Regions from separate parts of the Homo sapiens genome. Here region 2 is linked to region 1. Evidence: read pairs that join two places in POLR2A ChIA-PET (ENCODE). Cell type or tissue: GM12878. All regions are shown on one strand. Links, peaks and the distances in the headings refer to the core of each region. The heading gives the core; the rest is flanking DNA. Region 1 overlaps LRCH1 (leucine rich repeats and calponin homology domain containing 1). Region 2 overlaps LRCH1 (leucine rich repeats and calponin homology domain containing 1).

Region 1 (2,806 bases), core at 183-2,682:
AACTTCAAATAAAAAGTAAAGGTATCTTGGATTCTTAAATAACTGGTCAGACTGAAATAAGAAAGACATACATCTTTAGATTCAGATGACCCTGATTTATAAGAGCTTAAGTCCCCCATTGCTAAATCTAAATAATCAATATCACTCTGATTCTTTGAGTTTGCTGAGAAAGTAGTAATAATAAATAGTGATAACCTTCCGTAATTTTGGAAGCTAAGATCACAAAGAGAATGCCCATTTTTATAACTTATAATCAACTGTCACAGGAAGGAACAGAAAAATAGTCTGCCCCATCCATCTGCTGTTCCACCCACTGATTATGCCTCAGGGACTCAAATCCTAGATAAGCTCTGAGACTTTCCATATGGCCATTATCATCAATTTTCAATGAGCAGTCATTGAGTGAGTGGCAAGAATATAGCAAAAAAGAAAACTAAAGTCAATCAGTTGCCCTGTGGTTCCAAGAATAAGGTCCATTGACATCAAAATTGTTAGACTCACAAGCTCTAAGGAATCACTCTGTAACTTTCCCTTGCCCAGAATTCTCCCTGAGCCTCACTTTCCTTCCCTGCCTTCAGCTTTCCATTTTCACTTACTTTAATCCTATTCATTCTTTAAAGACCTGCTGAATTACCACCCCTGGGGGAGACCCCTGCTCCATCCAGCTACAAGAGATGTCTACCTTTTCTAACTGTCTGGAGAGTGGACCTGGTTTGGGCTGTTACTCATTTAGCCCTGATACTGTGGTTCATGTCCATTCAAGGTTTTGGGCCTGAAGGAAGCTAATCTATCAAGATATTCGTAGGAAGTGACATGCGACATAATAGCAACCTGCATTGCTGGCTCCTCATTTGTGTTCCTGCTCCTATTCTCCCCCATTTCCCAGGCTTTCTGACCCATTCCCATAGGCTCAGAAACACACAGTTTCCCCAGCAGCAGAACCACAGAGCCCTCCACAAAGTCTGGAGTTCCACTGAGCACCCATCACATGGGCCCTGAGGATGCTGGGGCTTGCTGAAGACAGAATCAAAGGCTGAGTTACAAGGGGCTCCAGCCAATGGCTCATTGGCAGCATTAGCCAGCTGCTCTGCATCTTTTCAAGCCTTTCATGAACTATGCAATTAGAGGTATTCATTGTGCTTATTTTATTTTTGATTGGCACACAAGAACACATAAAGTGTATTTCCATCAGACTACTATGGAACAGCTAAAAACAAAAATAACAGGTGAGATTTAAAAATAAAAAACAGAAATGGGCTACAAACCCTGAGAAGACAATCAGTGTTCTTTGGTACTGTTTATTAACTGCAGAAAGGTGTCTTTTTCCCCCACAGAGGCCTCTATGCTGGTTTTATCAGTTTACTACTCTGTTCACTGATTTTGCCCCTAGGCAGCCCTGGAACTTTGCCCTTGGGGTTTTCAAATGTTTTCTATAGCTTGCTAGGAAGATGGCATTAAAGTTCTTGGGAAAGGCCCTCTGAGATACCTTTATTTAATTTGTGGAGTTCAGGGAGACTTGGCAGACCACTGTCAAATTCAGAATGAACAATATATTAAAAATAATGTTAAAACTTACTATATGGATAAACCAATGGGTACATTCCATGATGTTTAGCAGCAGTAGAGCTGGATGTTTTCTGTCCAGCTACAAGACATGTTTCTATACTGCGAATTTGACTGGTCATAGCAGATTGATGACGCCATAACTCAGGAGTTGGTTCATCCACGATTTGTCTCCACACATTACTGTTTTATATCTCCAAGTAACAGAAGCTGGATGTGAAATTCATAGTGAGGCTGAACAGAGCACCCCACACTGCACCAGGGTCCACTCTAACCGTTCCTGTCATGGTCTCAGCCTGCCGGGCCTTGTGTTTTTTTTTTTTTTTTCTTCCCTGAGACAGAGAATCGCTCTGTCGCCCAGGCTGGATTGCAGTGGTGTGATCTCGGCTCACTGCAACCTCTGCCTCCCAAGTTCAAGTGATTCTCCTGCCTCAGCCTCCTGAGTAGCTGGGACTACTGGTGCGTGCCACCACGCCCAGCTAATTTTTTGTACTTTTAGTGGAGACGGGATTTCACCATAGTTGCCAGGCTGAATAGACTGTTAAAGGTCAGGTCTCGAACTCCTGACCTTGTGACCTGCCCACCTCAGCCTCCCAAAGTGCTGGGATTACAGGCATGAGCCACCATGCCCGGTTGGCCTTGTGTCTTAGATGTACCTTCTGCATGATTCTCTTTGCATGATCTCATGCAAACGTCTTGGTGTGTTTCATTCTTGTCTCCCAGTACTCACCAGCCTCATATCCTTCCTTACATCCCCTTCCATCAAGCAGCCCCGCATATTTTCATGAGTTAAAGTCATATTTACCAAAGTGTATCTGTATATAGTAGGAATGTAGTATGTCTTCTGAACTGTGCTCCTGTTTTATGATGGTTTTCATTGTTTTTGTTAGTGCTGTGCTTGCAAAGTAGCATAGATTTAGAGTGGTTGGTCCCAACTTAATATTTCCCATAAGCCAGACTGCCCCAAACCAATATTTCCCATAAGCCAGACTGCCCCAAACCAATATTTCCCATTAGCCAGATTATTCTGAATGTATGATTTTGTAGAACATGAGGTTTTCAGGAATATGTATATTGAATTATAGCAGAGACACCTGTAATGGTAATACAGGTCATGAAAACTGAGAAAAAGTAGAAAATAATGTGGATGACTCAGAGAAATTACACGGATCCAAAAAGTATAAATAAAAAGAAAAGCTTAAAAAGAAGGAAGTCTATTCAGCCCTTCAAAATATGCCATTGT
Region 2 (2,806 bases), core at 183-2,682, 66 kb after region 1:
TCCAATTCCAAAATTAGTAAGTTGGGGAGATAATACAGAAGAAATATAAAAATTAAATAGAGAAGTGTCTAAGTTCCTGCACGCCTCCCTCAGGTGGGTGGCTCCCCGGCCTATTCCTCCCTGGCCCAGTGGCCTTCCTGAGGTCCAAGTGGATCCCTGACTTATGCCAACCCTTGTTTCCCAGCCGCTGAGTGCCCTGATCAAGGGACCTGGGAGAGGTGTGGGGAACCTCCGACCCCTGGCCGGAATGGCCAGAGGGGAGAGAATTATTTTCAAGAGGCAGGGGCCTCATTCACAGCCTGATGCCAAGTTCTCCAGATTCGGGATTTCATGTTGGAACTGGGATTGCATTTTTCCAAAGAAACAATAAGAAACCACCATTAATAAGAAGGCCCAGGTCTGCTAGGGTTAAACAGGGCTTTGTGGGTTGGCGGGAGAACCAAATCACAGGTTACCACCTTGTTTTTATAGGAAAATGCATGCCAAGTTCTGAAACAAAGCCTTGCTAGGAAAGGCTGATGGCCCCGTTTGTGAGTCGGGGGCTGCCCAGCACACTCCTTTAGTATGTGGAATCCAGTTGACAAGAGGCCTGTGCATGTCCCTCAAACCACATGCAGTCAAATCCTACACTAACATGTCTCATCTGTAACTACCGTTAGCTTTATCTTATTCTCCCCAGGTTTGGACCATCTGTTATTAAAGGTTTCACACCATTTTTTTTTGTTTTTTGGGAGGCCCACAACCTGGCTGGTTTGGGTGGGTTTGACCTGAGAACCCTATGGATGAGGGAAAGCCTTCCCTTCATCCCAATGTCACCTCCTGGCTCCACAGAAACGACCCTTTGATGTGAGCCTGGGAGACTCTGCCCTGGCTCTGGCACCTACTGCCATGCTGTGTACCCTTGGCCAAATGATTATACTCTCTGGGCCTTAGTGTCCTCAGCTATTAAATGAGGGAGAGATATGAATGGATGGTTTCTACATTTCTAATCTCCCTCTTCAGGTTGCAATAGAAAGGCATTGCTTGGAGTTATTGAGCCCCCACTCTAGTTAATACAGACCATGTAGCAAGCATTAAATGAGGTGAAACATCTATTACATACATTTAATACATATATTTGCATATAAAGCACTTGGAGCAATACCTGACATAGAATAACTGCTTGCTAATGTTAGCTGTTGTTATTATAACCAATGTCCTCATGACAACTCTACTAGGTACATACTATTATTATCTCCATTTGACAGGTGAGGAAACCGATGCATAGGGTTTAAGTCATCTGGCCAAAGTGACATAGTTTATAAGCAACAAGGCCAAGATTTGAACACAGGTCTTTGAAGCTCAGGAAACCCTATTTTTAATCACTAAGCTATACTTAAAAAAAAAAGGAAGAAATTCCATTTGGCTAAGGGCTGAAAGGCTTTGGTGAAATAATACTTGTTAATTGGAGTACTGTATGTGTAAGGGACTTTCAAATACATAATTTCTTTAATCCTCATCCAATTCAAACTAGGTGGAACTATGCCTTTATATTTTTGGCTATGCTCCTTACACAATAAGTGCTCAAAAGATATTGATTAGTTTTTCATTTGCTAATTTCAAACAATATTTGATATTATAAAACACCTGCCCATCTCCCTCAGAATTCACTATAACTCATTTGATTTTAGATGTAACATTGCTTATCGAACACTTGCAAATGTTGGTGAGAAGTGACCCCACCTTAGCTAAAAATAAAGTGTGACTCTAGGGACCCACCAACCACCGAAAAGATTCTAAGTCTATGAGAGATGGAGGAGGGGTCCAGATGAGCCGGAGTCATCCATTTGTAAGTGTATATGTGGCTCTCTTACCATTTTACAGCACATTCGAGGGCTCAGGAGCATTATTGGGACTCTCAGCGTGGATGCAGGTGTAGCTAGTGTGTGCAGGGCTAGATTCCAAGGACAGGATGGTTAACAAACAGACCTGTCTTGGGCCTCCTGCAAGAGCAGCATTGAGGGCAGCCTCACACAAGTCCAAGATCAGTTTACACAGGCTGGGGGAGGAACTCCAGCTACCAGCTACAGCAGGGGTGAGTCAGTGGGCGTTATGGGCTGAATTATGACCCCCAAAAGTAATGGAAGCACTAACCCCTAGCACCTCAGAATGTGACTGTATTTAGAGACAAAGTCTTTAAAGAAGTAATGAAGATTACATGAGGTCCTATGGGTGGGTCCCAATCCAATCTCACTGATACCCTTATAAGAAGAGGAAATTTGGGCTCAGGAAGGGACAACAAGGATTTGTGTATAAAAAGGAACGGCCTGTGAAGACCCAGGAAGACAACCTCCACCTGTAAGCCAAGAGAGAGGCCTCAGGAGAATCAAACCTGCCGACACCTTGATCTTGGACTTCCAGCCTCCAGAGCTATGGGAAAATTAATTTCTGTTGTCTAAGCCACCCAGTCTGAGGAATATTGTCATGGTGCCCCTAGCAGACTAATACAGTGGATGACACTGAGAAGTAAAAAGAGGCTATGTGAGAAAAATCAGCTCTCACAGGAAAATCTGAGCAGATCAGCAAACTATGCACAAGTAGGGGATAACTTCAGGGTAGATCCAAGATGATGGATGAAAAATGCAGAGACCAAGTGTAGGAAAGAGGAAAGAGAGTAATCCATCAATGTTTTTCTAGCATTTTCTGTCCTGGGCATGGAAGCCATACAAAAATCAGGAAAAGTCCCGTCTAGCCAAATCTCACAGGCCAGTGAAGGAGCAAAAAGGTTAAACATAGGGAAAGTATCAGAGGAAGGCAATAAAACAAA

Evidence for each region. ChIA-PET counts read pairs that join two places held together with the same protein. Peaks named below come from ENCODE experiments on the same cell type or tissue, not always from the same donor. Only the 100,000 strongest peaks of a DNase experiment are listed, where the experiment ranks them.
Region 2: POLR2A ChIA-PET joins it to region 1 with 5 read pairs; 7 of 35 experiments call an interaction of 5 or more read pairs at or near these places.

Annotation. Positions count from the first base shown.
Region 1 is chr13:46,627,748-46,630,553 of GRCh38, reverse strand. All of the region lies in intron 1 of LRCH1 (leucine rich repeats and calponin homology domain containing 1), which reads right to left. Among named protein-coding and RNA genes, the nearest start is that of LRCH1, 76 kb to the right of the region's middle. In GM12878, for the core only: no CTCF peak of the experiment used is centred there; no DNase peak of the experiment used is centred there; H3K27ac peaks cover 916 bases.
Region 2 is chr13:46,561,931-46,564,736 of GRCh38, reverse strand. The region is part of intron 1 of LRCH1 (leucine rich repeats and calponin homology domain containing 1); the gene reads right to left. Among named protein-coding and RNA genes, the nearest start is that of LRCH1, 10 kb to the right of the region's middle. In GM12878, for the core only: no CTCF peak of the experiment used is centred there; no DNase peak of the experiment used is centred there.